4 separate regions of the Homo sapiens genome follow, and regions 1, 3 and 4 are each linked to region 2. Evidence: read pairs that join two places in POLR2A ChIA-PET (ENCODE). Cell type or tissue: A673. All regions are shown on one strand.

Region 1 (8,000 bases), 240 kb before region 2:
TTATTTAATGTCATCTCTCATTCTCTGATCTACAACAAAACTTCGTTTAAAAAATAAAAATAAAAAAAAAAACTGTTAGGAACACAGTGAAGGGTGGAGACAGACTTACGGAGGTACCTGTGTTTTACGGGCAGATTCCCCCACTGGGTATAAACTGTCTCATGCCAAGCTGAAACATGTGAAACCAGGGAAAGTAAAGTACACTGGCACATACATATTCTCAACCCTATTCTACTCCTGACACACACACACACACACACACACACACACACACACACACACACACACACCCTGGAGAGTGAGGGCTACTGGAAAAACTCTTAGGGCCTAAAAGAATTTAAAAAACAGGGGTATGATGGATATTGCATTATTGTCAGCCACAGTATCATCCATTAATGCTAATTATAAGAGAAAAGAACTATCAGGGAGAAAGCACTGTCAAATTTTCCCCCCATATCCCCAAAAGAATGGAGAAAAACATCCCCAGTCCTGTATGATGCAATTGATGTGGGTGGGCAGTAGTGGGTGCATCGACCTGGCCAAGGGAAGCACCATGTATTGCAACCCACAGGAAGCTGGGAATCATCTTATGAATATAAAATTAAAGCCAGCATATGACCGCCTAATACAAAGGAAATCCAAGATTAAATCACATTGTTTGCTCTAATAAGTTGCTTACATCAGGAAAAGACTTTCACTTGGATGACATGCCCTTAGGTAGGATGCACGCCACCTAAGCGACTGCCTAAACTGAAATTATACACACACACACACACACACACACACACACACACACACACAGAGAGACATGGGGGTTGGGGAGGAGGCATGCAGCCAACAACTAGACTATAAATAATTTCAAATAAACCGCAAGGGAAGGAAAGACATTATTACTTTTCTTTCTCTGCACAAGGCAGATGAACAAGCTGAGGAAGGAAACATTTGGGGACACACAAAGGAAAAGGTCCCTATAAGGAAATGGGGCTACCTGGCCCTAAAAATTCTTAACCACAGACATAATCACTGTTCACTTACCCAGCAACTATATATAGAATGGGTGCTTATTATTTAAGGGTAATAATATAATACGTGCTTTAAATCACATAGAGCCCTCGGAGTGGTGCTTATCAAAGTGTGATTCTTCAACCAGCAACAAAAGAATCACTTGGGAGCATACTAGAAATGCAAATTCTCAGGCACCACCTCAGACTTAACTGAATCAAAAACCCTCAGGGCAGGACCTAGCCAGTCTGTGTTTTAACCAGTCCTCCAGATGATTCTGATGCACGCTTACATGTGAGAAATACTGGGTTATAGCCAATGCTATAAGGTGTAATGGTTGCATTTATCAGACAAGGAAACAGAGAGGCTCAGACACTTTTAAGTAGCTTTTAACAGCTTAGATACAAACCAAACATCTAACTTTATTCAAAAACCTGTGCTTCTGCAGCAGGAGAACAGGGTCTGGAGGGAAGGAGCCTAAGGACTTCCTAGAACTAAATCAAACGGAAAAACTGCCAACCTTCTAGCCCAAGTAAATAACTTTGTAACATTCCAAACTTTCCAGCTATGGCAGGAAACTTCACTTCATCCTCTTCATTCACATGGGGCATACACCAAGTAACCAATGGGAAACCTCTAGAGGGTATTTGAACCCCAGAAAATTCTGCAACCAGTGCTACTGAGACACTGGCTTCGAGCCCACTCCCAGTCTGTGGAGCGTACTTTTCTTGTTGTTGTTGTTGTTGTTGTTGTTGTTGTTTTTGAAGGTGAGAGTAGCTGGAGGATGACAGAGTCCCAAGTCTGCCCAGGCTGAGGTGCAGTGGCGCAATCTCAGCTCACTGCCACCTCTGCCTCTTAAGTTGAAGTGATGCCTCAGCCTCAGCCTACCGAGTAGCTGGGATTATAGGCGTGAGCCACCATGCCTGACTAATTTTGTATTTTTAGTAGAGACAGGGTTTCACCATGTTGGCCAAGCTGGTCTTGAATCCCTGACCTCAAGAGATCCACCCGCCTTAGCCTCCCAAAGTGCTGGGATTGCAAACGGGAGCCACCACACCCGGCCTGTAGAGTGTACTTTCGTTTCAATAAATCTGTGTTTTTTTTTTTTCATTGCTTTGTGTGTTTTGTCCAATTCTTTGTTCAAAACGCCAAGAACCTGGACACCCTCCACCGGTAACACACTGGTACCAGCTGAACTGTGGGTCTCAGTGGCTTAGCAAAAGTGCAGGAGCACTACTGAGCACAGTGAGCCTGTGTACCTAACCAGGCATTCCTGAGAACAGGCTTCCTACTGGATTTATTTCACAAGAGATAAGAGTCCTTTCCAGTGGCATACCTTTAGTGACTTGGCTTAAGAGGATTTCAACAGAAACCACAAAACAGACTGCTTCACAGCTCTGATTCAATGTCCCTGAATAAAGGGACAACACTGGAGACAGAACCTCTCTGGAAAAAAATCTATGGGGTCATTATCCAAACTGCCATCTGTAAATTTCTTACAGTGCTTAAATTGCTTCATTGAAAGGGAAAAAGATAAGAGTCTTCAACACTTTCTTTAGAAACTTAATTTCAATTAACTAATTGCAATTTAAAATTATATCCTGGTCTTCTGAGGCTTGAACCAAGAAATGTGAATAATATGTAAAGAGCTTGTTTACACTAAAAGTAGTGGAGGCAGTGGTAACAGCAACACAGAAGGCACAAGCCGTCACTGTCTTCAAGGTGTTTGTCAGAATTATTCCTCATGACCTTCAGAAGGGTAAAGCTGAAGGAGCCATACCCTCCTCTCCTTGGCCTCAAACAATTCCCAAAACCCAAACAGCAGGAAGGCATCGTTTATGAGACATACGGATCGCAGCTGATGGAAAACATCAGCGTGCATTTGGGTTCCTAAATCATTTCAAAACATTAATCAGGAAGACTCACAGCACCCAGTCCTATCTAAGCCATAGATTCCTCATTTAGGGAATGGGATGATCTCACATTCACATGATCTGTAAGGGCTCTATTTATCCCAGCACAGTTCAATTAGGCTGAATTGCAGGAGGCATAAGAAATGATAATCAGGAGAGAAATTATGGCAAAGGCAGTTCAACTCCCTACAAAGGGGAAAAACTACAAGCTCCAGAAAGGCCAAGTGCCAGTCCACATTACACAATGGTATTTGCCGGAACAACAAGCAGATTACAGCCCTGCACGGTACCAATAGTCTACAGGCTGTCACAGTGAATGCAAACATATTTCTTGGGGGCTGAGTAACAGGCTGAACAAATTTGTAACTATGTTCCAGAAAAAGAATGGCTCTGAAAACAACATATATTTAGAAACTGCTAGAATCCCATCCTACACAGTTCCAAGTTGACAGAATAATAAAGTACCCCAAGACTGGTCTGGATCATGTGCAGTTACTCAAAGCAGCCCCTACAGACCATTCATTCCCCCAAGAGTTAGCAGAAGCTTAAGTGGGCTTGGACTGGAAAGCATGCCCCACAAGTCCCACAACCCCCAGGTAAGTAGGCACTGACAAAAGCGATTTCATCACCAGATTATCAATAAGCCCTTCACAGATGGACATCTCACTACACCCGACCCAATGCTTGCTTAGTGCACTTTTTAAATCATATTAGAAAACAATTTACTTAATTCAATAAAGCACCTGGCCTATTATACTGTTATATACTCAACAGAACAGTATTTCATATAAGAGAAGCAACATCTCAAAAGGCCTCATGTATTTCAACATATAATTGGCAACCACATATAAACAGCAGGAAAATAACTCAGTATCAAGCATGGTTCTTGTTTTCTGTTTAAATGTTTTCCTTCTTCCCACATTTTGTATATAGTAAACGAAATGAATTAACATTGAGGTCAATTGTACATACTTGAAATATTCTATAAAGTGGTCATACATGGTATTTTAATGTCACAGAAATTGTCTTGATAACTAAACTCCAGGAAGATAAAGAAGCAAAAGTACATCTTGTACCTAAGGAAAAAACAAAATCTTAGCAAGAACGTCAGATATATTTAATGGCATCCTTATAAGACATTATTTTATTATCATGGACATAGATGCAGAGGTTAAATGTTTTTATATTTGAAAGAGTCCAGAAAGCTGGAGTTAACCCTAAGTTGGCACCAAGGGAAGAACCAGAGAATCTTCATGCAAGAAGATGGAATTTTGCCTTCTCTTGGCATGACTAATTAGAGAGGGCTGCTAGCAATTCAGCAATATTATAATGACGTCTGAGGACTCACAAGCCTGCTGTGAGGCTAGAAATACACACTTCCTTATTACTAATCAGATGTACCAAGGAGTAAAATTTACACGGTACATTTTGGCTTCCCTGTGGTCAGATGTGGAGTTTCTGTACCCAGGGAAAAGAATGTAGAAACGTGTGTGTACATTTCTCTCTCTCGCAGGGCCGGAGACAAAACGGTATGTATCACTACCAAAAACGTGTACTCGGTTCTTTCCTAACACTTCAAAAAAACAAATCCAATGGGTTTTTACTTCAGACACACACACGTGTGCATACACCCCCTCCAAGATGATAGTGTGCAAAAGACCAGAACAATTCTAAATAGGAGTATTTGCCTCTGAAATGTGATGACCCCTTTAGAAATGTTTCCTTTTCAGTGGAGTGCGGTGGCTCAGGTCTGTAATCTCAGCACTTTGGGAGGCTGAAGTGCAAAGATCAATTGAGGCCACCAGGAGTTCGCAACCAGCCCAGGCAACACACTGAGACCCAACCTCTACAAAATATGAAAATGTATGCCAGGCATGGTGGCATGTGCCTGTGGTCCCAGATACTCAGGAGGCTGAGGCGAGATGACTGCTTGAGCCCAGGAATCCAAGGTTGTAGTTAGCCTATGATGACACCATTGCATTCCAGCCTGGGTGACAGAGTGAGACCACAACTACCTCAAAAAAAAAAAAGAACAAGAAAAAGATTCCTTTTCCTAATAGTTGGTTTAGCTACTCTTAGAATTTGTTTACACACTCAAAAACATGCAAATTGTTATTCCACAGCAGATACTCTGCCACCATTGGGGATACAAAGATAAACAAGGACCCATCCCTACTCAAGTGGACATAGCCTAGAAAGCAAAGACTACCTATTCCTCGCCCCACCCAAACACAGGCAAGACAATCACATATGGATGATGTTGCTTTCAACCAATTCTGTGAATAGCTTTAAGTATGAGGATGGAGCTATCAAGACAATTAATGAGGACTATACTCTAGAAGTTTTTTTTTTTTTTGGGGGGGGGGTTTGTTTTTTTTTTGTTGTTTTTTTGAGACAGAGTCTCGCTGTGTCCCCCAGGTTGGAGTGCAGTGGTGCTATCTCAACTCACTGCGGCCTCTACCTCCCGGGTTCCAGCGATTCTCCTGCCTCAGCTTCCCAGGTAGCTGGGATTACACGTGTGTGCCACCAGGCCCAGCTAATTTTTGTATTTTAAGTACAGACAAGGTTTCACCATGTTGGCCAGGCTGGTCTCGAACTCTTGACCTCAGGTGATTCGCCAGTCTTGGCCTCTCAAAGTGCTAGGATTACAGGCATTAGCCACCATGCCTGGCACTAGAAGATTCTATCATTGCATGAGTTCATGTCCTTTGTAGGGACATGGATGAAGCTGGAAACCATTATTCTCAGCAAACTACCGCAAGGACAAAAAACCAAATATGGCATGTTCTCACTCATAAGTGGGAATTGAACAATGAGAACACTTGGACACAGGAAGGGCAACATCACACACCAGGGCCTGTTGTGGGGTGGCGGGAGGGTGGAGGGATAGCATTAGGAGACATACCTAATGCTAAATGATGAGTTAATGGGTGCAGCACACCAACATGGCACATGTATACATTACGTAACAAACCTGCACATTGTGCACATGTACCCTAGAACTTAAAGTATAACAAAAATATATATCTAACAAAAAAAGAAGATTCTATCATTGCAAATTAAAGCCATTGAGCCTAAAGGAAAAAATATTCTTGCATGATATTTACCTTATTGTGTAGAAAAAAACCCACTTACCATAAAAACCCCTCCTTAAAATTTCCAAAAGCAGAAATGAACCCAATTTTCTTCTAAAACAAGTCACTTTGGTTGCTGCCTTTCATCACCCGCCAGACTCCCATCTTACAATAAAATAGGAGGGAGGCAGTGAGGGAACAGGAAGTATACGGCGACAGTAGTAAGAAGAAACATTCAATTCTCATCTTAGTTAAAGCACTGTGCACTACTTGCAATTGCACTAGGCAGTCAAGTGAGGTATTAACATCAAGCAGCACTCTGCATTAAAAAAAAAAAAGGTATGTCTAACAACCCCATATAAGCACTCACATGTGAACCACAAGTGACATTAATGGCTGTCACCTCCTTCACAAACCAGGTGACTCCAAGCCCTCACAATTCCAGCATCTAGTGCCTTTCACGTAAGATGCCAGGAACCAGTGTCTACACATTCACACTAAGGAAGATTCAGGAACTGATCAAATGTTCCCAGGAGGGTCAGAAACTGCTGAAAAAGATCAGGGTGGTGTTTAGACTTGTCCTTTGGGGGTGTGAAAAGGCAAGGAGGGCAAAGGGATGAGACAAAAATGTTACTGTTTAAAAGCCTAGCAAGAGCTTAGAGGAGGAAGGAAAGAAACTTGTATCCAGCAGTTTCCATGGCAACCACAAAGCATACTAGACCATAATTTACATGGGGGGTGGAAGTGATATCCCTGCAATCTGATCTCCGAGGTAACAGAAAAAGGAAATGGCCACTGCAGTAATAAAAATGAAGTTCCAGCCTTTTTTGTTTTCTAGAAAATAAACAAATGCGGAAGAAGCTAGTATGTTTGCCAGGAGCCTGAAGCAAATAATGGGGGTGAATATGAAGTCCCAACAAGTGTTCGCCAACATCTAAACCTGCAGAGGATGCAAATATTCTGCGGCAGGTCCAGGCTTTGCGATTCCTTCCATCACACTACAACTCACATGCTCTGAACTCTTAGGACAGAGTGTGGTGCAGGTTTATGCAGAAGAATTGAGTATCTAATAAGACCTCTCTAGAGACAGACCCAAGTCTAGCAGGAACAGGAACTTGTTAAAGAAAGAAGACCCAGGTTTCAAACTCATAAAACACAATTTCAGGAAGATAAGCATAAATGGCAAGGTTAAAAATAAATTGCACACAGCCACAAAGGGTTGCCAGACACAGCCCTCCTTTACATTCCTGCAAAGTGCTACTCCAAATATATCAAGGTGCTGATGTACCCCCCATTACTCAGGCCAGTTATGTAATTCTTTAACAAACACATACACTTAAACAATGTAAATGTATACTATAAATAAGCCTTTTGATCAAAACCATAAAATGGCACTGATGGCTTTCAAATGGTAAAATCTCCTGACCTCCTTGTAATTATCCAAGAATCTATTAGGCTTAAGTCACCTCATCCTCTGGGGGTTGGAAAAACAGCAAGCAAGCAAGATTGGGGTTTGTTTTTCATTTACTAAGGTGAAGACAGGAAACCCTCTTGGAGCTCTTCCACTCCCTACTATAACTGAAGGAAGCTAGTGCTGTCAGTCCACATCCATTCAACAAATATTGATTCAGTGCCTCTGAGCACATCTTGGCTTAGACTGATTTGGGAGCCAACACTTAAGCATAGTAACCTCCTACATAGTGTGGAGACAGGTTATTTCATTTAATTCTACAAACTACCTGGGTTCTTGGTCATTTCCAGTCTGCCTAGCTGGGCCTGTCCAATGTGCAGCCTGCCCAACATCCACGTGCGTCCTTTTGAATATCAACTAACCATCTTGCCTCCAGCTCACCATCTTGGTAAAGAAAAGTTTATAATTCAATCCTGCCTTCTCTCTCAGCCAGCTTGTGAAGTCCATCGGTAAAGAGAATGCCCTGAAGCACACAAAGCCTTCTAGAAGCAGCCTGTTAAGAAGCACAAAGAACCCTTCACTTGTCAAACCTCGGCCCCA
Region 2 (8,000 bases):
GCGGCTGGCCGGGCGGGGGGGCTGACCCCCCCCACCTCCCTCCCGGACGGGGCGGCTGGCCGGGCAGAGGGGCTCCTCACTTCCCAGTAGGGGCGGCCGGGCAGAGGCGCCCCTCACCTCCCGGACGGGGAGGCTGGCCGGGCGGGGGGGCTGACCCCCCCCACCTCCCTCCCGGACGGGGCGGCTGGCCGGGCGGGGGGCTGACACCCCCACCTCCCTCCCGGACGGGGCGGCTGGCCGGGCAGAGGGGCTCCTCACTTCCCAGTAGGGGCGGCCGGGCAGAGGCGCCCCTCACCTCCCGGACGGGGCGGCTGGCCGGGCGGGGGGGCTGACCCCCCCCCCACCTCCCTCCCGGACGGGGCGGCTGGCCGGGCGGGGGGCCGACCCCCCCACCTCCCTCCCGGACGGGGCGGCTGGCCGGGCGGGGGGCCGACCCCCCCACCTCCCTCCCGGACGGGGCGGCTGGCCGGGCGGGGGGCCGACCTCCCCACCTCCCTCCCGGACGGGGCGGCTGGCCGGGCAGAGGGGCTCCTCACTTCCCAGTAGGGGCGGCCGGGCAGAGGCGCCCCTCACCTCCCAGACGGGGAGGCTGGCCGGGCGGAGGGCTGACCCCCCAACCTCCCTCCCGGACGGGGCGGCTGGCCGGGCGGGGGGCTGACCCCCCCACCTCCCTCCCGGACGGGGCGGCTGGCCGGGTGGGGGGGCTGACCCCCCCATCTCCCTCCCGGACGGGGTGGCTGGCCGGGCTGAGGGGCTCCTCACTTCCCAGTAGGGGCGGCCGGGCAGAGGCGCCCCTCACCTCCCGGACGGGGCGGCTGGCCAGGCGGGGGGCTGACCCCCCCACCTCCCTCCCGGATGGCACGGCTGGCCGGGCGGCGGGGCTGAACCCCCACCTCCCTCCCTGATGGGGCGGCTGGCCGGGCGGGAGGCTGACCCCCCCCCACCTCCCTCCCGGACGGGGTGGCTGCCGGGCGGAGACGCTCCTCACTTCCCAGATGGGGTGGCTGCCGGGTGGAGAGGCTCCTCACTTCTCAGACGGGGCAGCTGCCGGGCGGAGGGGCTCCTCACTTCTCAGACGGGGCGGTTGCCAGGCAGAGGGTCTCCTCACTTCTCAGACGGGGCGGCCGGGCAGAGACGCTCCTCACCTCCCAGACGGGGTCTCGGCCGGGCAGAGGCGCTCCTCACATCCCAGATGGGGCGGCGGGGCAGAGGCGCTCCCCACATCTCAGACGATGGGCGGCCGGGCAGAGACGCTCCTCACTTCCTAGATGTGATGGCGGCTGGGAAGAGGCGCTCCTCACTTCCTAGATGGGATGGCGGCCGGGCGGAGACGCTCCTCACTTTCCAGACTGGGCAGCCAGGCAGAGGGGCTCCTCACATCCCAGACGATGGGCGGCCAGGCAGAAACACTCCTCACTTCCCAGACGGGGTGGCAGCCGGGCAGAGGCTGCAATCTCGGCACTTTGGGAGGCCAAGGCCGGCGGCTGCTCCTTGCCCTCGGGCCCCGCGGGGCCCGTCCGCTCCTCCAGCCGCTGCCTCCCGGGCGGCGCTCGCCGGCGCGGCGGCAAAGACTGATTGTGGGTCTTAAGACCCTCCCATAAGAGGGTCCCATCCTATACCCTGAGGTAAGGAATGCTGATGTCATGAAGCCTCCGTGAAAATCCACGAGGACAGGGTTCAGGAGCTTCTGGATACTTGAAAAAGTGGAGCCTCCTGAAGGGTGGCACAACCAGGGAGGCCATGGAAGCTCTGAGCCCCTTCCCCCATACCTTGCCTTACATGTCCCTTGAATTTCCTCTTGCCTTATCCTATATCCTCTTGGATATAGAAACTTATTTTTAAAAAGTAATATATTGGATCTGTCTTTAAGACTTTGGTGAAAACAGGCCGGGTGCAGTGGCTCACGCCTGTAATCCCAGCACTTTGGGAGGCCGAGGCAGACGGATCACCTGAGGTCAGGAGTTCAAGACCAGCCTGGCCAACATGGTGAAACCCCGTCTCTACTAAAAATATAAAACTAGCCAGGCGTGGTGGTGGACACCTGTAATCCCAGCTACTCAGGAGGTTGAGGCAGGAGAATTGCTTGAACCCAGGAGGCGGAGGTTGCAGTGAGCTGACACAGTGCCACTGTACTCCAGCCTCGGCGACAGAGTGAGACTGTGTCTCAAAACAAAAAACAAAAAACAAAAACGAAGACTTTGGTGAAAACATGTTAGAGAAACAGACAAAGGGGACTATTTTCTTTCATGCTGATTCCCTAAATTTTTTTTTTTTGAGAGAAAGTCTCTGTCGCCCAGGCTGGAGTGCAGTGGTGCTATCTCGGTTCACTACAACTTCTGCTCCCTGGGTTCAAGCAATTCTTGTTCCTCAGCCTCCCAACTAGCTGGGACTACAGATGTGTGGCACCACGCCTGGCTAATTTTTGTTTTAGTCGAATTGGGGTTTGACCATTTTTTTTTTTTTTTTTGTAATATGGAGTCTCGCTCTTGTCAGCCAGGCTGTAGTGCAGTGGCACAATCTCTGCTCACTGCAAGCTCCCCCTCCCGGGTTCAAATGATTCTTCTGCCTCAGCCTCCCGAGTAGTTGGGATTACAGACGTACATCACCACGCCCAGCTAAGTTTTGTATTTTTAGTAAAGACAGGTTTCATCATGTTGACCAGGCTGATCTCGAACTCCCAACCTCAGGTGATCCACCTGCCTCAGCCTCCCAAAGTGCTGGGATTATAGGCGTGAGCCATCGTGCCCTGCCTGGGGCCTCTTTCCTAAGGCCTCCCATTCATGAGGGTTCTATTCTCATGACCTACTCACCTCACCTCCCAATGAACCCTAGCTTTTAATATCATCTCCTTGAGGGTTAGGTTTCAACGTATGAATTTTGGGGCAGCAAAAACTTTCAGAGTGCTGGTTGTGGTGGCTCACGCCTGTAATCCCAGTACTTTGGGAGGCCGAGGCAGGCAGATCACAAGGTTAAGAGATCAAGAACATCCTGGCCAACATGGTGAAACCCCGTCTCTACTAAAAATACAAAAATTAGCTGGGCTTGGTGGCATGAGCCTGCAGTCCAAGCTACTGGGGAGGCTGAGGCAGGCGAATCACTTGAACCTGGGAGGCGGAGGTTGTAGTGAGCCAAGATTGTGCTACTGCATTCCAGCCTGGTGACGGAGTGAGACTCCGTCTCAAAAAAAAAAAGAAAAGAAAAGAAAAAGAAAAAGAAAAAGAAAATTAGCCACGCGTGGTAGCGGGTGCCTGTAACGCCAGCTACTCCAGCAGCTGAGGCAGGAGAATCCCTTGAACCCAGGAGGCGGGGGTTGCAGTGAGCCTAGATCGTGCCACTGCACTCAAGCCTGGGTGATAGGGCGAGACTGCGTCTCAAAAAAAACAAAAAACAAAACAAAACAAAATAAAATTCAGACAATAGCACAATCTATATATGTGTGTGTGTGTGTGTGTGTATATACATACATATATATGTGTATATATATATATCCTTTTTTTTTTTCAGACAGACTCCCATGTTTAAGCTATTCTTAGCCTCCCAAGTAGCTGGGATTACAGGCGCACACCACCATGCCCGGCTAATTTTTGTATTTTTAGTAGAGATGGGGTTTCACCATGTTGGTCAGGCTGGTCTCGAACTCCTGACCTCGTGATCTGCCCTCCTTGGCCTTGCAAAGCGCTGGGATTACATGTGTGAGCCACCACACCCGGCCAGCACAGTTTATTTAAATTTCCCCATTTGTCTCCAAAATATCCTTTATACTATTTTCCCCTGATTTAGAATCCAATCAAGGTACATGCATTGCATATGATGATCTTGGTTTTTTTTTTTCAGATGGAGTCTTGCTCTGTTGCTCAGGCTGGAGTGCAGTGGCATGATCTCTGCTCATTGCAACCTCCGCCCACCTGGTTCAAGTAATTCTCCTGCCTCAGCCTCCTGAGTAGCTGGGATTACAGGTGCTCACCACCATGCCCAGCTACTTTTTGTACTTTTAGTGGAGATGGGGTTTCACCATGTTAGCCAGGCTGGTCTCGAACTCCTGACCTCGTGATCCACCCACCTTGGCCTCCCACAGTACTGGGATTACAGGTGTGAGCCACCATGCCTGGCCTATTTATTTTTAAAATCAAAATGAATTCAAGCAAATTGGTTATGTCCATAATTGAGAATCTTTTTGTGAACACCATAACTTTTTTCTTTCTTTCTCTCTCTTTCTTTCTCTCTTTTTCTTTCTTTCTTTCTTTGTCTTTCTTTCTTTCTTTCTTTTCCTTCCTTCCTTCCTTCCCTTTCTTTTTCCTTCCTTCCTTTTTTTTTTTTTTTTTTTTTGAGATGGAGTCTCACTCTGTCGCCCAGGCTGGAATGCAGTGGTGATATCTCGGCTCACTGCAAGCTCTGCCTCCCGGGTTCACGCCATTCTCCTGCCTCAGCCTCCTGAGTAGCTGGGACTATGGCGACCGCCACCATGCCCAGCTAATTTTTTGTATTTTTAGTAGAGACAGGGTTTCACCATGTTAGCCAGGATGGTTTCGATCTCTGGACCTCATGATCCGCCCACCTCAGCTTCCCAAAGAGCTGGGATTACAGGCATGAGCCACCGCGTCCGGCTCACTCCTTCCTTCCTTCCTTCCTTCCTTCCTTCCTTCCTTCCTTCCTTCCTTCCTTTCTTGATGGAGTTTTGTTCTTGTTGCCCATGCTGGGGTGCAATGGGGTGGTCTCAGCACACTGCAACCTCTGCCTCCCCGCCTCGGCCTCCCAAAGAGCTGGGATTACAGGCATGAGCCACCTCGTCTGGCTCCTTCCTTCCTTCCTTCCTTCCTTTCCTCCCTCCCTCCCTCCCTCCCTCCCTCCCTCCCTCCCTCCCTCCCTCCTTCCTTCCTTCCTTCCTTCCTTCCTTCCTTCCTTCCTTCCTTCCTTGATGGAGTTTTGTTCTTGTTGCCCAGGCTGGGATGCAATGGCGTGGTCTTAGCTCACTGCAATCTCTGCCTCCCAGGTTCAAGTGATTTTCCTGCCTCAGCCTCCAAAGTAGCTGGGATTACAGGCGCATGCCACCACACCTGGCTAATTTTTGTATTTTTAGTAGAGATGTGGTTTCACCATACTGGCCAGGCTGGTCTTGAACTCCTGGCCTCAGGTGATACACCTGCCTCAGCCTCCCAAAGTTCTGGGATTACAGGTGTGAGCTACCGTGCCCAGCAGAGAGATTTGGCTAGAGACTTTGCCAAGGGGCACCTGTGAATTGGGCAGGTTCAATACCTGTCCTTACAAAGCTCTGAGTGCAGTTCAGGAGCCAGACATCATACATGTAGTCATAATAGTGAGTCATTCATGTCACTGATGGTAAGTGCTCTGAAGAGAAATGCTGTTGACAGAGAATAACAGAGATCTCATCTCAAAGGGGGCCAGAGATGGTGAAAGGAAGAAAGGGGAAAACCCAAGGCAGGTTCTCTGAGGAAATGACTTTTAGGTTGAAACGGGGAGGAGGGGGAATCCACCACCAGGTAAAATGTGGAGTGGGGGGGGGGTTCTCTTTTAGAACTACATTTTCTTTTTCGTTTTTTTCCTTTTTTAGAAAAAGATAAAACATATTTGCAGAGATTGCTAGTCCGCTAATGACTTCTCTGCCCTTCTTCCTTGTCAGAGAACCCCGTTGTCACTCATAATGGCTACATTTCCAGCAATCTTTGCAGTTGCTTATGGCCATGTGATTAATTGTGGCCATTGGAAGTGCCACTTCTGGAATGCACCCTTAAAGAGAGGTGGTATTCCTCTTTCACCAACCTCCCTCTCCCCTGTGACTTGGAACAGGGCCTCAGTGTTGAGCCATCTTCACTCATGTGGCAGGCCAACACCTGTGGGTGGCAGAATGGCAACTGGGGCCACTCCACCACCCCAAGTGCCAACAGTCATGCTTATATCTGAGGCTGAAATAAGCTACTGTCTCATGTATGCCTTTTTTTTTTTTTTTTTGGCAGGGCAGGGGGGAGATGAAGTTCTGTTATATACAATTGAACTTAAATCCTAAGCAAATACAGTATATAATACTTAGCAACACATTTAAATTGAATAAAAGAGAGTATGATAAATATGAATTCTTCTTATCACCCATACACCTCAGAGTTGATTTTAAGACACAAGGAGCGGCCTGGCACCCTGGCTCATGCCTGTAATCCCAGCACTGTGGGAGGCTGAGGTGGGCGGATCACTTGAGGTCAGGAGTTCCAGACCAGCCTGGCCAACAGGGTGAAACCCTGTCTCTACTAAAAATACAAAAATTAGCTGGGTATGATGGTGGGTGCCTGGGAGGCTGAGGCAGGAGAAACACTTGAACCCGGGAGGCGGACGTTGCGGTGAGCTGAGATCTCGCTGCTGCACTCCAGCCTGGGAGACAAAGGGAGACTCCATCTCAAAAAAAAAAAAAAAAAAAAAGAAGAAGAAGGAGGCTGGTCACAGTGGCTCACGCCTCTAATCCCAGCACTTTGGGAGGCTGAGGTGGACAGGTTGCTTGAGGCCAGGAGTTCGAGACCAGCCTGGGCAAAATGGCAAAACTTTGTCTTTACAAAAAATACAAAAATTATTTGGGCGTGGTTGTGTGCACCTGTAGTCCCAGCTACTCAGGAAGCTGAGGTGAAAGGATTGCTTGAGCCCAGGGGGCAGAGGTTGCAGTGAGCCAAGATCACTCCACTGCGCTTTAGCCTGGGTGATAGAGCCAGACCTTGTCTCAAAATAGAATTAAAAAAATAAAGTCTGGGCTTAGTGGCTCACACCTGTAATGACAGCACTTTGGGAGGCCAAGGCTGCACTCCAGCCTGGGAGACAGAGCAAGACTCCATCTCAAAAAAAAAAAAAAAAAACCAAAAAAAAATTAAAAGAAAAAATATTAAATAAAATTAAATATCTGGATTCCCTAGTATAACATCCTTTGCCACCTACATCTAGAATAAAGTGTTATCTTGCAGCCTGTGGTCCTTTTTTTTTTTTTTTTTTGAGACAAATCTCCCTCTGTTTTGGCTCACTGAAACCTCCGTTTCCCGGGTTCAAGTGATTCTCCTACCTCAGCTTCCCAAGTAGCTGGGACTACAGGTGTGTGCCATGAGGCCTGGCTAATTTTTTTGTATTTTTAGTAGAGACGAGGTCTCACCATGTCGCCCAGGCTGGTCTTGAACTCCTGAGCTCAAATGATCCACCTGCTTCAGCCTCCCAAAGTGCTGGGATTACAGGTATAAGCCACCACATCTGGCCCGTGTGGTCCATTTAAAAATAAACTTTTGTTAAAAATATATATATATATATTATAGTGGCTCATGATCTCTTCAGATTTTTCACTCAGCCATTCCTACCTTAGCTGTGAATTTGCTCAGCTGCTCTGGTTTTTGTTCTACTCTAATTTCTGTATCACCTGGAATCAAACCAACTCATTTGAAAAAAAAAAAAAAAAAACTTCATGATCCTGAGAGATGAAGATCAAACTTCATGTGTGCAGTGATTGGTCCCTAAAGCAGGAGGACCAGGCTGTCTTTTGCCACGACCACTGGGCCTTGATCAAAGTGTCTGGGGACGTCCCTCCTGCCTTGGTCCCAGTTCATATTGCTGACTTTTTGTATTGCTACCTGATATCTGAGGTCACTTTAGACTCTGGCTACTTTGGGAGCAATGTTTGAAGAGATCCAGCCCAGAGCTCTGGTTTTATGGCATTTTGGATCTGTGAACCATCTTACTCATCACCAACTGAAGTGACCCCACGCATCCCCACCTTCCCACCACCACACACACGTACAGACAAAGCAAACCTCCATCTGACAAGTGACTTTTGTTGAAAAATCAACACAGTGGTTCTTTTTTTTTTGTTTTTGAGACGGGGTCTCACTCTGTCACCCAGGCTGGAGTGCAGTGGCACAATTTCGGCTCACTGCAACCTCTCCCTCCCGGGTTCAAGCGATTCTCCTGCCTCAGCCCCCTGAGTAGCTGGGATTACAGGCGGCCGCCCCCATCCCCAGCTAATT
Region 3 (8,000 bases), 690 kb after region 2:
GTTCTGGTTTGTATGACTCCACTTGGGAAAGAGGGAATCCCAATTTCTATGACTAGTCTTGGGGGACAATAGGACTGAGAGACAGGAGGACAGGAGAAGGTCGAAGAAAAATGTTTGCTTCTGAGGATACTTCTTTTTTATTTTTTTTTGAGACAGAGTCTGGTTCAGTCGGCCAGGCTGGTGTGCAGTGGCGCAATCTCGGCTCACTGCAACCTCCGTCTCCCAGGCTCAGGCAATTCTCCTGCCTCAGTCTCCCGAGTAGCTGGGATTACAGGTGTGTGCCACTATGCCCAGCTAATTTTTATATTTTTAGGATTTCTCCATGTTGGCCAGGCTGGTCTTGAATTCCTGAGCTCATGTGATCCACCTGCCTCGGCCTCCCAAAGTGCTGGGATTACAGGCGTGAGCCACCTTGCCTGGCCCTGAGGATGCTTCTGAAGCCACTTCTGAGGTCTTCATTTTGGGGTGTTGTTTTCTGAGCCCCAACAGTAGCTATTATAATTTACTGAATATTTTGGTTTGAGGCACTTAGCATTGATAGTATCACAAGAGACAGCAAAGGGTAGTGGTTAAATGCATAAATGCTAGAGTTTGCCTTGGTTCAAAGCCCAGCTCTGTGAATTTAAGCAAGTTCGTTAAGCCCTTTGTGTCTCAGTACTTTCATTGATAAAATGAAGGTAATAATATAGGCATAATAATAGTATCTTCTCCAGGTGATCATTAGGAGGATTAAAGGAGCTAATATATGTATATAATAAACACTCAGAAGAACGCCTGGTATTACAGGGTAAGAACTTGATAACAGCTAACTGCCATTATTATTATTATTACTATTATTATTATATGGATTCTCAACTTTCACAGAGCACAGTAGTGTTCACTGAAGGTTGAAATGAGACTAAGCTTCATTTACTCTTGCTTTGAAGAATCTGAGGGAGCTGTGGGATCTTACAGGCCCCAATTCAGTTAATCAGCAAGTATTTGTAGACCGTGTACAATGTGTCCAGAACTGGTTGTTGTTGTAAATACCCAGTAGCGCTGTGTTGGCGAGTTCTTGGGTGATGAGAGTTCAGACACTGCTGCCCATGCAGAGGTCAGTCTAGTCTTCTGTGGTTTGTCTAGGCAAGGCATCGCCAATGCTACAAATATTATGGTGTCTCAAAAACATCACCAGCCTCCACACCAAGAACCCAAGAAGGAAGACTTCTGTCTCAGACCTTTGAAGATACCCCTAGTGTGATTCCAAGTGGAATCAAGGCTCAGGCTAAGGAGGCAGAATATAAGGAGGACTTGTGGCATTTCCCAGGCCTCCCTGTACTGCCCTGGGCCTTCTCTTGTCACTTGCTTCTTATAAATGGGGGAGCAATCCCGTGTGGGGTCTTTAAAGATCACCCCACATGGCCATGGGAATTATACTCGGAGAGCATATTAAGTAGATGGATGGAGGCTAGCAAAGGTCGTGAAGAGCACCCTGCCACGTGGGGCCACATTGGAGGAGTGCCAAGGGAGCTGACTCAACCAAGGTAGTGCAGAGTTGAGACAGAGAGAGAGAGAAAGAGATGAGAGAGAGAGGACTCAGACAAGCGCCTTTATTGGACTTCAGAGGGGAATCCACAAGCAAAAGGTGTGAGGGGATTGCACTGGTGGTGTTGATGTCACTAGGTCCCAGTCAGGGGAGCACAAAGTGGGGAACCTGTGGCCCGGACCAGCCTTAGCACACTGGTGCACCTGGTCACCTGGGCAAGGTGCTCACAGCCCATTTGCAGGGATGTTGAGGCATCAGAAAATTCTAAAGTTTGAATAATTGACAATATAATATCTCACCATTGCCAGCCTTCTGTGTTGCAGAGATGCCAAGAGGGAGACAGGAGACTGAAGGGGTAATGATCATGGTGCCCTCACCCTCTTGAGTCCCCCTAACTCAAAGTCATTCAGTGCCCTCGTCTCCATCTCATCCCAGGGAAGCCTCATCAGTGGCAGGTAAAGCAGTCACGAGGCAGAGGAGGCCATGAAGGGCCCTTCCTCCTTCAGCAGTCTTGCTCTTGAGCCTGGCTGAGGCTGAGAAATAAGTGTGTGTGAGTCATGATACCATCTTCAGGTTGGCCTGTAACTCTGGCTCTGTGAAGAAGTGAAGTCCAAAGGCAAGAACGTTTGTTCCTGGTCTCTGTGGGGTCATGTTGGCAACCTTGCCCCGGGGGGGCCTTCCTTCCTCTGGGAACAGCATCCACTTTGGTGAGGATCTGCAACCCGGCTCTGTCTCCTCCTCTTCAGAAGGTGGACAGGAAGAGGAGAAGGGATTCTTCTTGCTGCCCTTGTGAAAACTCAACCTCCGGGCTCACCAGGGATAGAGACCTGTAGATTCCCATTCTCTTCAGGAGTTAGGGAAAATGAGGGAATGGATTTAGGATTTCACTTTCTCCAGAGGAAAAAAAGGAAGGCCTTCTCAGAAACAGCATCCTTCTCGCTCTTTCTCGCCTTCAGTTGCTTTCAATTTAAGTCAATTAGACAGAAAATGAGCTCGCAGAACCTACAGCTGAACACACCTGGGGTTCCTATTTATCTATTTATTTATTTGCCTTCCCCCCCCCCCCTTCTCCCCCCCAGCACCTTGTTCTTGAAACTTGTCTGGTTCAGCATTTCACTGGCTTGGTTAAGTATCTTGTAAGGAAATCATTTATAATAAAGCTGGTATGCTTGGGTTTATCATTTCTAAGTGCGGGTCAGGATTTAGTTCGCTATGTTAAACTCTCCATGCTGCATGTGATTTGTCAAGCTTTGTCAGGAACAAAAAGTTCCGGGATGTGCAAAGCAGGACTGCTTGGTTTCCATGGAGATACTTCTAGTTAGGCTATGGAAATCCTGAAAAGGCCAGAGGATGAGTGACAATACAAGGATTTAGCGGCTGATCTGAAGAGCCAGACTGAATTAATGAGATTTTTCACAGAGCGTTATTAGCAAGGCTAGCACCGTATGGCTCTTAGGCCCTCGTGTTCTCAGCTGCAGTCTTGGAAAACAGAAATGGAAAGATTTAATTGCTGTTTTTTAAACCCTTTAAGATTATTTTAACCTATAACATTTTAAGGTTGTAATAAAAAATGGGGCTCTTTTTTTCATCACTCAGTTACTGTTATTACTGTGTTTTTGGTGGCAGTTGCCCTCCATGTGCATGGAGATGGGAAATTCAATAGTACTTATTATATTGAGCAGTTAATTCCCACATACTGTGAACACATTACTCTTCAAAGTAGGTTATCTGGCATTCCATTTAGAGCTGAGGGAGAGATACCATGTTGCTGGCTTTATGTCTCCTAGGGCTATATTAATTATTTATTATAGACTGCTGATGTCAACCGTTAACTCAGGCGGGTCAGAGTTTGTACATATATCTAACCAATGTCTGGCTTTTTGGAGTTTGGATGTGGATTTCTGGAAACTAGCAATCTGTGTGTTTTGTGAGTTTAATTCCATGTGCTACCACTGCTGCCGTTAACACCAAAAGGAAAGGAGCTAAGGAGTCTTCTCGGCTATCTTCAGGTAGCAGTTGCCTCCAAAGTTTGGGAGACACACTGTCAGAGGCCTCCTTCTTCTCCCCCGCTCCCAGCCAGCCCACTTTTTTTTTGGTTTGGGCATGAGTCTCGCTTTGTCACTCAAGCAGAGCATGGAGGCACGATCTTGGCTCACTGTAACTTCCGCCTCCCGTGCTCAAGTGATTCTCCTGCCTCAGCCTCCCGAGTAGCTGGGACTACAGGTGCGCATCACCATGCCCGGCGAATTTTTGTAATGTTTTTTTTTTTTTGTAGAGAAGGGGTTTCACCATGTTGACCAGGCTGGTCTCGAACTCCTGGCCTCAAGAGATCCGCCCGCCTAGGCCTCCCAAAGTGCTGGCATTACAGGCGTGAGCCACTGCACCCAGCCTCTTCTCCCTTTCTTTGCAAGGATTAATACCAGAACTCCTAATTCCAGTTCTTTTTTTATTCCCCACAACCGTAGTGAACCCAGCTCTGAGCTTAGAAATTATGGGTGCGATTAGCTGGGTTGCCTTTTCATTTCCCACACGTTCCCTGCGCAAGCTCTCCATAAAATGTCACTATCTGCCACCTCCTGAAACGAGACGTGTGGTGTAGGGGAAGCAGCTCGCCAGGCGCTGCTCTTGCTTGCTGGTTTGCAGAAGGGCACATGCCCATATGTTTCTGGGAGATGTAAAACTATCGTGTTGCTGCTGAGCAATCCACAACAAAAGCACATGCTGCCTGCATTCCCCGGATTCCTGTACAGTAGACTAATCCATTTAATCTCACTGTTAGCTTCCCCGGGCGGGAATTTCACAGTCTCTTTTGATTTAGTGGTTTGTAAAATCTCTGATTAAGTGCCTCTGCCCTCCTGTTATTGTCTCTCTATTCCCTAAATGATTTTGTGGGGAAGAAACCAGTGGAGTTGAAACAAGGGTCAACACACCCTCATCCTTACCTACTTGGTTTTTCTTTATCATTCTTAATTTTTTTAGTTTTATGCACTTTTTTCCCCCTTGACTCTGCTGACATGTGACAGCATTTTGCTTCTTAAATTATAAAATATGCCCTCTACTTTGCCAATTCTTGCTGGGTCCTCCCAGCTGTGTTGATCCCAAGTTTATCTCTTGGCATCTAAGGATCCACTACTCTGTTTGTCTTTAGAAGGGTGGTGATGCGAGCAAAGGTGATGGAAACGACAGACCTGACCTTGAGACCTAGTTCTGTCATTTGCTAGCTGTGTGATTGTGGGCAAGTTGCTTCACCTCTCTGGTCCTAATTTCCTCATTAAAAGTGAACATTAAATGCTATAGCATATAGAAAGTTCCTAAGTGGGCCAGGTGTGGTGGCTTACGCCTGTAATTCCAGCGCTTTGTAAGGCCAAGGTGGGAGGATCACATGAGCCCAGGAGTTTGAGACCAGACTGTGCAACATAGGGAGACCTCATCTCTCCAAAAAATAAAAATAAATTAGCCAGGCATGGTGGTGTGTGCCTGTAGTCCTAGCTCCTCTGGAGGCTGAGGCAGGAGGATCGCTTGAGTCTGCTAGGTCAAGGCTGCAGTGAGCTATGATCATACCACTGCACTCTAGCCTGGGCAACAGAGCAAGATCCTGTCTCTAAAAAATAAATAAAATTAAATTTAAAAAAAGTGCCTACATGCCTGCATATAGTAGATACTCAACAAATTATGATAATAATAGCTATCATTCCTACAAGTGTATGTGTTGTGCACAGCAGTGATTTGACTTGGGGCATTTTACTAAGTCCTTTGATGTGTGTTTTCCTGATGTCTCTGCTTAGATTAAGCTTCTTGAAGTTAAGAGCCCAAGTTTTCTATTTATTTTGTAACTGTTCCCTGCATTTACTTTGTGCTATTTTCCTGCCTGATTCTCTGCCTCTTAAAAATGCCTATCATCATGATAGCAATGCCCAAACTAACTCCAGCTCTACAAATAAAGCTTACACCCTCTCATCAGAGTGTAGCAGGTACGAATTGCACTCTAGAATTTGGAAGTAGGAAACATGGCAGTTCATTATTTAAAAAAAAAAAAATGAAATTACATGTGGCTCCGAGCTCCCACTATGGAAGTGGGAAGGAAGGGAGGAAGGAAGGAAGAAAGGAAAGAAGGAAGGAAGGAAGGAAGGAAGGAAGGAAGGAAGGAAGGAAGGAAGGAAGGAAGGAAGGAAATACCTGGAGGTATTTTCAGTTGTTGGCAGTGACTTTTTTTTTTTGACAGTCTTACTCTGTCACCCAGGCTGGAGTGCAGTGGCGTGATCTCGGCTCACTGCAACCTCCACCTCCCAGGTTCAAGCAATTTTCCTGCCTCAGCCTCCCGAGTAGCTGGGACTACAGGTGTATGCCACCATGCCAAGGGTAATTTTTTGCATTTTTAGTAGAGACCAGGTTTCACTGTGTTAGCCAGGATGGTCTTGATCTCCTGACCTCGTGATCCACCCGCCTCGGCCTCCTAAAGTACTGGGATTACAGGGGCAGTGACTTTTTAATTTACCATATGTGTCACTTGCTCCCATACTATCTCTGTACTCGGATTATTGTCCTCTAGTGGGCTGTTTCCTTCCTTTTAGTCCCTCATACCTACCATGCTTGCACCAGTGTCTCAGACCAATTATGGCAGCCAGTCCATTAACTGGATCCCTCCAAAGGTATCCCAAGACTCCACTTCCTCATTCAGTACCTCTGCTCCAGCACTAGATTGAGAAGGAAAGAAAAATTAGTATTTATTGATCATTTCCTATATAACACATTTAAATGTGTTGCCTAGTTTAGAACCAGGCTGTAATCCCAGCTCTTCCATTCCAAGCTGCATGACCTCAGGTAAGACACTTACCCTCTGCAAGATTCACCTCACCTCACCTGTAGAAAGAAGATGCTCCAAAAAAAAAAAAAAAAAAAAAAAATCAATTAAAAAAAAGATTCTTTGGTACTATTAAGCTTTGGCCCTTATCTTTATCCGCTCCTAACAACCTAATTTTCTGACTCTGTAATTTTATTTTTTCCATTTTTTTCTTCTCTGCTAGACAAGAAATAAATGGAAAGCCAATCTTCAGATAAACTAATCAGTGCTAATGGATGTTAATGATTTAAGGGGTTTACCTCTCAAAGGGATTTGAATTTTAATAGGTAAATTCCATTTCTTAGTTCAAAAAATATCGAGTGTCCAGTGCCTGTCAGATTAACTTTAACCTAAAATTTCCCAAAATGTGCACCATGAAAAAGAGTTCCCCAGTCAACTAAATTTTTAAAATACAATGCACCAACTTCTGCTTCTGCCCAAGGTGAGATAAAAGGGCGTGAATTTATCCTCCTTTCCGAAACAACAATAGAAAAACATACAAAATATATGAAAAAATGATTTTCAAGACTTCTCAGCAGGAAACAAAGGGCAGTGATTCAGACAGAGCATGAAGGGGAGTCCTAGGAGTACTCCAGCTTACTGCCTTCAGAAAACTTCCAGGCTGCAGTGCAGGGAGGGGAAACCCAGGTAGAGCAGAGGAGATGGGGCTGAGGATGTAGGAGATCACCATGGCCAGAGGTCATGGGACGGCATACAAAGGGAAAACCCTGGATGTCTGCAAAGGTTCCCCCTGTGTGCACAACAGAGTACAGACCAACACATGCATGTGAGGAAGCTACCCAAGAATGGGGCAAGAAAAAAAATCTGGAAGAATGAGAGAATAGTGCCTGACACATACACAAAGCTGAGAATAGTGACTATTCCCACCAACCAGACTGGAAAACTCAATTCATGAGGCATTTGGGTAGAATACTTAGCAATGTTGTGCCTTAGTAATGGAGAATAATTGGCCTCAGATTAAGCAGTTATGGACCTGCCTAACAAATCATAAAAGTTACAGCTGAAAGAATCAAATCATTTCCAATACATCCCAGAACAAAGCTCAAGAATAGTTATACAAGAATATTTAAACAAAAATATTCAGAGCTCAACAAGGTAAAAATCCACAATGTTTGGCATCCAAATAAAGATATCAAGCATTCAAAGAACCGTGACCTATAGTGAGGAGAATAATCAGTGAATTGAAGGCAATCCAGAACCAGCACAGAGGTTAGTTAGAACTAGCAGACAAGAACAAACCAGTTGTTAGAACTTTATTCTATATGTTCAGATAGTGAAGTAGAGATATGGAAAATATTTTAAAAGATCCAAATGAAACTTCTGGAGAAAAACTTTACTGTCTGAGATTAAATAATAAATGGGATTGATGGCAGATTAGACATAGTAGAAGAAAAAATTAGTGAACTTGAAGATGTATAGTAAGAGAAAATATCCTAAATGAAGCACAGAAAAAATAGACTCAAACAAATGATAAAAGTATAAGTGAGCTGTGAAAAAACTTCATGTAGCTTAATGTGTGCATAATCAGGAAAATATTCAAAGGCATTCTGATTGAGAATTTTTCAAAATGGTTTTTCAAAACAGGATCAATACCAAACAAAAATACTAGAATAG
Region 4 (8,000 bases), 290 kb before region 2:
TTGCCCTGGGCCAAAACAGCTCCACCATCCACGTGTAAAACTAGGGAAAGCTGCAAGAACACAGCTTAGGTGAGCAAAACCCCCATTATCACCTTGCATCCAGCCAGCAGCTCACTCGCACAGGGAACAAACGTCAACCTGGGATGCTGCCTCTGTACTCCGAAACTCCAGTATCATAAGCAAATTCTACTGGTTTACAGGCTTTGTAAAACGCTTCTGGAACTTTCACACAATGAAATCTCTTTCACTTTGATCACAATTATAACAGATATCTGGAAATAGAATGTTTAAAGCCAATCACATCTTCTTCCTTTTCTATAGAAGAACTTAAATTCTGTAATATTTTTCCCACCAATTACCACTTGGTTGCCACTCTCATCATGATCTCCAAGTGTGAATGCATTATGTGCAATGATAAAATAACAGACTTGGATATATCTGCCCTTTACACAAATTTCTTACATATATTCCTGCTAACATACGACACTAAAATTAAAAGACTTTTATGAGAATATAAAGGTCAGGACAACAGAAAGACCATAAATCAGGATGAATGGTTTTTGTCATTGAAAAATGGCTTCTTGGCCCTCTTGGCCCCCAAAAGTGCTGAGGAAAGGATGGCAGACCTGATGATTACTAGCCCCGCGGCCTGTGTGGGCATCAGTCACTCTAAAATGTTTGCGTTAATGGTAAGGGAGGAACAGCTGGACAAATGGCCTTACGGGGCAACAGGCAGTTGGTCTGCAAGGCTCTCGTGCTTTATCACTGGCAAGAATCAAGGCAAGAGCACAGAACTGCAGGTTACACTCAGAAAAGGATGGCGTTAACTCGTAAAGAACACACGAATAAAATGTTTCTGCAGTTTTGGGTTTCATAAAACCCTAAATCCGGCCGGGCACGGTGGCTCACACCTGTAATCTCAACACTTTGGGAAGCCGAGGCAGGCGGATCACCTGAGCTCGGGAGAGCATCCTGGCCAACACAGTAAAAACCCCATCTCTACTAAAAGTAGAAAAATTAGCCGGGCATGGTGGCGGGCACCTGTAATCCCAGCTACTCAGGAGGCTGAGGCAGGAGAATCGCTTGAACCCGGGAGGTGGAGACTGCAGTGAGCCGAGATCGCGCCATTGCACTCCAGCCTAGGTGACAAGAGTGAGACTCCATCTCAAAACAAAACAAAAAACCTAAATTCCAAAAATAATGATTTAAAACAGGCCAACCACATCTGAAGTCAGTGATAAGAGTTCTGGCTCACCTTTGGATTTGAGTAAGGAATTTGTAAACTGTTTACTACACACCGAGAGAGAAACACCCTTAAATATGCACATGCGAGTTAGACCAGAACGCATCCCATTGACACAATTGACTATACAAGTTATAGGCAACTTGGTCATTTTCAAAGTAAAAACATTAGCACGAAAAAACTAAATACAGTCGGCCCTCTCTATCTGTGGGTTCTGCATCCATACCTGAGAGTAGTGACCCCACCCTCACATATCCTCCCCCACAACCCCAAGCAGCATTGCGAGTCAGGTATTAGTAATATAATTTTACAAAGGAGGAAAACTAAAGCTTAAAGAGGCTAAATAATCTTTTTAGCCCTGACACCAGGCTAAAAAGAGGGATCAGAGCCAGGAGCTTCTCTTCCACCACCAGATACACCATCTTCTAGCTGCCTGTCACAGAAAGAGTTACGAAGGTAACAACACCAAACTCATGGGGCATGGGCCAACTATCCCGAAGTGTGTGCCTATATCCCCCACTAAGGCCCTACGAGGCCAGTGGAACAAATAAATACTTTAGCAAAGCAAGAAGAAACAGGGAAAGGATGATAATCCTGACACAGGAATTACCAAGACCTTCTACCACACTGAAACAGCCCACAACATAGTTCTGGCGAGGCTGATGATGTCACAACACTCAAGGGTAATGGCTGACTCTTTGACAGTCCTCATCGTGCCCCAGGCATTTGAGATACATAAACTTTCTCGAGTTTTCCTAGCAATTATAAGGTTGTTCCAGGCACCAGATCTTTTCAATCACATTATGTTAATGATAATATGCAACACAGCAGTTTCTAACATTAACTGTTGTAACATGTATCAATTCATTTAGTTATTGCCAAAACCTATGATCTCTTCTTCAGAGATAAGAAAACTAAAACAGAAAAATCCTAAGGTTGCAGCCATAAGTGTGTCAGTGCTGTAATCATGATGCTCTGAACCATCCTACCCAACGGCCTCTAAGGAACACCGCCCCAAATGCGTAAAGGGGGTGGTTAGAAACATACATTGTATAACTGGTCTCTCTACATGTATTACAGCTCTTAAAAAAAAAAAAAAAAAAAAACCAACACTCCCATCCCATATTCCAACTTTTTGGAATAGTCACTTGTCTCAACAGGAAAAATGGAGCTACCAGAGGTTAAAAAGAGGTAAAGAGAATATCACATGTTCTCTCGGGGGCGGGGAGGCGGCATTTGTCTGTTACAGAGTGTCTGTCCCCACTGAACATAGCAGGGCTATGGCAAGCTCCTGACCCTGATGCATGACCGACACCCCAACACCCCACCGCCCAGACAAAGAGAGGGCTCAATGCCCCTCAAAGGCAACCACAGAGCAGAAATGTGATAAACTCGTCCAAATGATTGCTTTTTGGCCCTTACACAACATGCCCCCGGTATGAATCTAAAAGCAATTAAGTCATTCCAGCTGGGAGTCCAATGACATGCTGTTTAAAAAGTCTTCTGAGAAACATCCCTCTTCAGAAAACGATATGCACAAAAGAAACAACAGCCACTCTTCTTCCTTCCGTTTTTAAGTTATAAAAAGCATTTAAAAGATACACATGCAGCTGACCTAGCAACAAGCCTTCACCAAGGTCTCCTCCTCAAAGCACTCAAAAAGCCAAGGTAAACTCATTCCAAAGGCATTTATTAATTCCTCTAGTCTACCTCACTTACCCCCTGGAAAAAATAACCAATTATGAGAGCTTAAGAAAAATCTAGGCATCTCAAATATCAACTTGTAATATAAATACCCATGAAGCAGTGTTCTGATTGTGTTATTTGGTTTCCAAATAGTCATTACCTAAGGGCTCCATTTTTAGAATCATTTGAGATTCTGTATATGGAAGAGTATTTTGGAAACTCTGATGTGCTATTGAAATAGAAGTTGCTGGAAGCATTGTTATTGTAACCCTTGAGTGCTAACCCAAGGTTAAAAGCTCATGTGATGCTGTCCAAATCATTTCAGATTATATATTTTAATAAATCCATTTCCATTAGGATGTTCAGTGGATTACAAATGAGCACATTAGAGTCCTGTGTAATGTTTGCAAAACAAAACATCTGCCTGGGGACAGCAGGCTCTTGCAGGAAACTACTGGCATCAGGACTCCTGCTCGGAGGAAGAAGGGTACAGTCTCAGGCCCATGTGGAAGCTGATGGCAGGACACTGTGGATGGTGTGTGTGTCCTCTCCTGCCACCTCTGCCATGAGGCCAGAGGTCCCGGCTCCATGACCAGAGCCACTCTGCTCTTTTGTGGAGAAACAAGATGAAACAGGACACCCCTGGCAGTCTGGGTTCTAGGTTCTTCAGCTAGCTGCTGAAATAAAGCTGTTCTCCTTGAAATGTGGCCTAATTAAAATATTGGCCAAACCCACCCCAGTGGTAAAGCATCAGTTTTCCATACTTTTGTTTTCTGTGTGTTTATCTCCCCACATTTCAGCAGGGGTGATCCCTCTGGGGAGGATACAGATGTTGCTAGATTTCCTGACACGCCTCAACAGCTCGAGCATACAAAATAGGGAAAAGCACAAATCTGATAAGAGAAATACCCTGTAATGGAAAAGTCACAAAACAACCAGCTTGCTCTCCCCTTTCGCTTGTGAAAGATTAACAATTCTGAGCAGTTGCTTGAATACACAATCGTGATGCCCTCACCCAGGTTCTCCCTGCAAGAAAACCTATTTTAAGACCTGTGCCTTCTTCACCCAAGTCAGAAACCAAAAGGACACGAAGATCATCTGCCTCTATATTTGAATGTTTTCAAAAAATGAGGGAGTAAAACTGAGGTGTGAGGAGGGAAGACTGAGCTCTCACCTTCTTAACTAACTATATCCAAACCGTTCTTTCCATGCAGCCAGAGAACTTATTTTCATCTAAAAGCACAGCTCGTGTTTTGCTTCTATTCACCAAGGCACTCCAAAATCAGGGAACAGGGGTAAGGGCAGAGCATCACAGCTTCCTGAGGTCGCAGGTGCAGCACGGCCTGGCTCAGGTGCCTTGTCTCATGGCACAATGTGGGGCTAGTGGGTTTATGTTGAAGAACAGGTGGTAGGCGATTATGCAAGAGAAAATGCTAGTTGCACGGCGAAGCGAGGACCTGGGCCTCCCTGGCAGTTCCACAGCACCTGATGTGGCCTGAGATGTGGTGCTCTCCAGGACTCTTTCCTCTGTCTGCAGTTCAGAAGAGGCCTTCTTCAGGTTCAGAAAATTGCTAACCTCTTTTCTGACAGCACCTGCACCTGCAGAGCTCCAAGCTTCATTAGATTTGCAAGGCACTGGTGCCTGATTGCCTTTTTATTGCAAGGAACCCTCTATAGGAAGATCTGTTTCATTTTATATTATGTCACATTTAAATAAATACTCCCTTTGATGACTGATGGATACTCATAATGAAATCCCATTATAAGAAATTTCTAGGAATTCCGCTCTAAACTTACAGAGAAATGGACCTCAGTGAAATTTTGCAGGAAAGAACTTTTAGCTGCCATGGGAACTGTTGCCAACATTTGATCTGTATTTATTACACATGAAAACAAAGCTCTAGGTGATCCCAGCAGTCTGACCACTTGGAGGATTCTTGTGTAAACGACTGGTGTCAACCGGGATTATTACTGACTTTCAGCAACTCAGCCTTTGCTTGGAGGATGCAACAGTACACCAGTTTTCCTAAGGGTTATAAAAGAATGAAGAAAACAAAGTATAGATAGCAATGTAAATGGGGTTGAAGACACGGTGGGATATAAAAGTTTTAATCTGGACAAGTCACTATTATCTCAGGGAAAGAAGAATGGATTACAGGGACAAAATTTTAGTTGGGAACCTTCACCCAGCTGAATAGTGATCTTGGAAATGTCATTTTCCTTGAACATATAACAATGGCTGGCATCCACCATTAGAGATCTGAATGGCTCTACTGCTGCCCATGATACAGCCTCATTGTTTCCTTATGCTGGGATATAAATGAATCAATGACTGGACAAATTAATGCTAATCTACTCTATCATGCTGATTTCACAGAAGTAGAAATTAAGAATCAGAGAAGCTAAGTAAATACCTTGCCCAAGAACACACAAGCTAACGAGTAGCTAAAAAAAAAAAAAAAAAGGCATGCAACTAAGTTCCTGATGACTGTTCGATGGTGGCAAAGACATTCCTAAGAAATGAACAGACAAAAATGACAACAAATATGCATATTGAGCAACATGGCATTACAGTGTAATTTTAATCATCTAGAAATGGTTGAGGAAGTAGCAATGTTGGGCATGAGAATATTCCACAGCTGAGAATATTTAATTTTGAAAGACTGCTACACTTAGGTTTTTATCAATTTTGGATGAGATGATCAATAATTTCCTTCTCTACTGTTGAAAATAGTAACTTCAGAAATACTCTTAGGTTCAATTAGCACCTCTTGCCTGAGGGATTACTCCCAATATCACAAGTGTTTCCTTTAATAAACTGACGTCAGTTTGTTTCCTTGTCATCTGCCTTGATATAAAAGCGGATGTGAAATAGACTGGGGAAGGCAGCACAGCTAGCCAGCTACTGAGAGCTCAGTGTTCTTCTACAGTACTGCCTGAACCTGAGGCTGACATTAGCTTTCTTCAAAGCTGACTTTGGTTTCACGAAACCACCATGTTCCCCCGGGTCATTTGAAATCGGAGGAGCATTCCAAGTGGCCTGTATATTACTAAGCTGGCTTTATTCCATTCCCTCCACTGGCGTCATAAGGAAGCACTGACATCCTGTGGATTGTTACTCTTTGGCTTCCAAGGCCATTCAAGCCATGTGGCAACAGCAGGAAGGACTCTGCAGAGACCTATATCCCAGGTAGTGGCTTGTGGGGATTTTTTCTTTTCATATGACTTCACAAAAGACTTGGTACTCGGATGCCTACAAAGGGACAACAAATACATAAAACCCATAAATATACACAAAAACTACAAAATGTCTTAATGGAGCCCCAACGATCACACCACCCCCCTCTTAAGGACCTTGGTATATGGGTGTGAGGTGGGTGGCAGGACACAAAGCGGGGGGGGGGGGGGGGCACGCACATCAGAAGACAAGGGAGACAAGTCACCCAGGTAGCATCACCAAGTGACAGGGAATGACAAAGATGAATGAGACACTGAAACCTGTTTCATCAGGAGAAACACACGTAAAGACCTGAATGTCTTCTGACGTTTCTGACAGATGTGCCAGGAGACATCATCTCCCATTAGCTCCTTGTGGGTAGATCCTATTGCCGTGTTCATCTGTGCTATCTTTCAGAGCGCTTACGTCAGCACAGGGGCTTACATTTTTCTCATTTATACAGAAGTTAATCTTATTTGATTTAGGAGAGAAAAGGTAACTCCATAAATGGTTAATATCATTCACCACTGTTAACATGGCAAAGATTCTATGATTATGTTTCAGCACTTATCACAATAAAATGAGTTTGAGCTCTCTCCAAATCCTCCACAAATACAGCAATTTCGGGAACATGTAAATATGAAATCTTTCCTAACACGGGTATTCACATTTGCTAAAAACTCACAAATTCTGTAGGAAAAATTCTAGTGGAGTTGGTTTCGTGCTTGTCTCTTTGACTTGCACAGGAAATGGAATTTTTCTGACCAGGTTAAGATCTAAAAAATGCCCAGGCATAGCAATAGAAAGAAAACCTCAGACTAAATAAGATTCAAACTTCCCTATGACGCTGCTGAAGAGCAATGAATTAAATTGCAGAGGGACATGCCCAGGAAGTGAGTGCCTGCTCAGGAACGGGCAGGCCTAACACAGACTGAACAGGGAAATGGCTGGTGACTCTGGACAACAGAATGGGACAGCAAGAAGGACTGCAGTCTGGACAGATCTAAATACAGGTCTCTTGGGCCTGCAACAATCCCCCCACCAAACTTCCCCTGAAGTTCAGGTGCAGGCAAACAGACTGCACAGCCCCATGGCTTCTCCCAAGATGGTAGTTCTGGGACTCTGCTGGGTTGAAATCAAAGAAAACCCATTCACAATTCAAATACGACATAATCAAAATGGTAGACACTTGGAGGTTGGGGGCAGGCCTAATCACAGATGACATCAATCTAATTAAAATTATAAGCCAGCTGCTCAGGGATGTGAGAAAGGCCTTTCAGTTTGGTTATCTACAAGTCTCAGAAAAGGAAGCACAGAAAGGTTTGTACATTTCAGTGAAGTTAGTCCCCTTACTAAGCTCAGCTGGTTTGGGTATGCTTCCTGCAGCTCCTCTATCTGATGCTGTGACTCTATTGTAAAAGAAAGGATGACAGAAGAGACAGGGCGGAAGAGGGACAGCAAGGAGGGCAAGGGCACAACTCAGAAACAGCAGTAGGAGGTGGGTGTGTCGGTGCTTACCCAAGACCACTCATTCCACCTAGTCTTCCCAGCCTGGAGCCAGGATTCACACTATCCTACCAGCCCCTCACCGAGAGACATCAAAATTCATGAGGGGACAAAAAAATCCCAACACTGTTCCTGGAAATATCTGAATTAACAGGCATTAAATTTTTAATTTTAAAATTAAAAAAATTTTTAAATAAAATTTTAAATTTTAAACAATAAAAAATGAAAAAGTAGAATCTCCTAAGATTTTTGAAACTCAGAAGTTCATCTGTGTAAATGCACAGAGATATGTATCTATAGATAGTTACACTTTCCTTGACTCCTAGTGGCAATGACAGTGGTCAATGT

The links. ChIA-PET counts read pairs that join two places held together with the same protein. Peaks named below come from ENCODE experiments on the same cell type or tissue, not always from the same donor. Only the 100,000 strongest peaks of a DNase experiment are listed, where the experiment ranks them.
Region 1: POLR2A ChIA-PET joins it to region 2 with 13 read pairs; 3 of 35 experiments call an interaction of 5 or more read pairs at or near these places.
Region 3: POLR2A ChIA-PET joins it to region 2 with 37 read pairs; 2 of 35 experiments call an interaction of 5 or more read pairs at or near these places.
Region 4: POLR2A ChIA-PET joins it to region 2 with 10 read pairs; 2 of 35 experiments call an interaction of 5 or more read pairs at or near these places.

What each region holds. Positions count from the first base shown.
Region 1 is chr6:15,426,212-15,434,211 of GRCh38, reverse strand. All of the region lies in intron 3 of JARID2 (jumonji and AT-rich interaction domain containing 2), which reads right to left. Among named protein-coding and RNA genes, the nearest start is that of DTNBP1-AS1, 120 kb to the left of the region's middle. RefSeq lists a silencer at 1,217-1,266. In A673, no CTCF peak of the experiment used is centred here; DNase peaks (open chromatin) are centred at 861 and 4,271; H3K4me3 peaks cover 698 bases; H3K27ac peaks cover 432 bases.
Region 2 is chr6:15,181,978-15,189,977 of GRCh38, reverse strand. No RefSeq gene overlaps it. Among named protein-coding and RNA genes, the nearest start is that of JARID2-DT, 59 kb to the left of the region's middle. In A673, no CTCF peak of the experiment used is centred here; a DNase peak (open chromatin) is centred at 4,697; H3K27ac peaks cover 2,118 bases.
Region 3 is chr6:14,496,276-14,504,275 of GRCh38, reverse strand. LOC101928331 (a long non-coding RNA gene) reads right to left here. Exons shown (of 3, transcript XR_001743994.3): 2 at 6,111-6,219. Among named protein-coding and RNA genes, the nearest start is that of LINC01108, 210 kb to the right of the region's middle. In A673, a CTCF peak has its summit at 4,097; DNase peaks (open chromatin) are centred at 2,895, 3,225, 4,185 and 5,535; H3K27ac peaks cover 562 bases.
Region 4 is chr6:15,471,854-15,479,853 of GRCh38, reverse strand. All of the region lies in intron 5 of JARID2 (jumonji and AT-rich interaction domain containing 2), which reads right to left. Among named protein-coding and RNA genes, the nearest start is that of DTNBP1-AS1, 70 kb to the left of the region's middle. RefSeq lists an enhancer at 5,218-6,417. In A673, no CTCF peak of the experiment used is centred here; a DNase peak (open chromatin) is centred at 3,733; H3K27ac peaks cover 720 bases.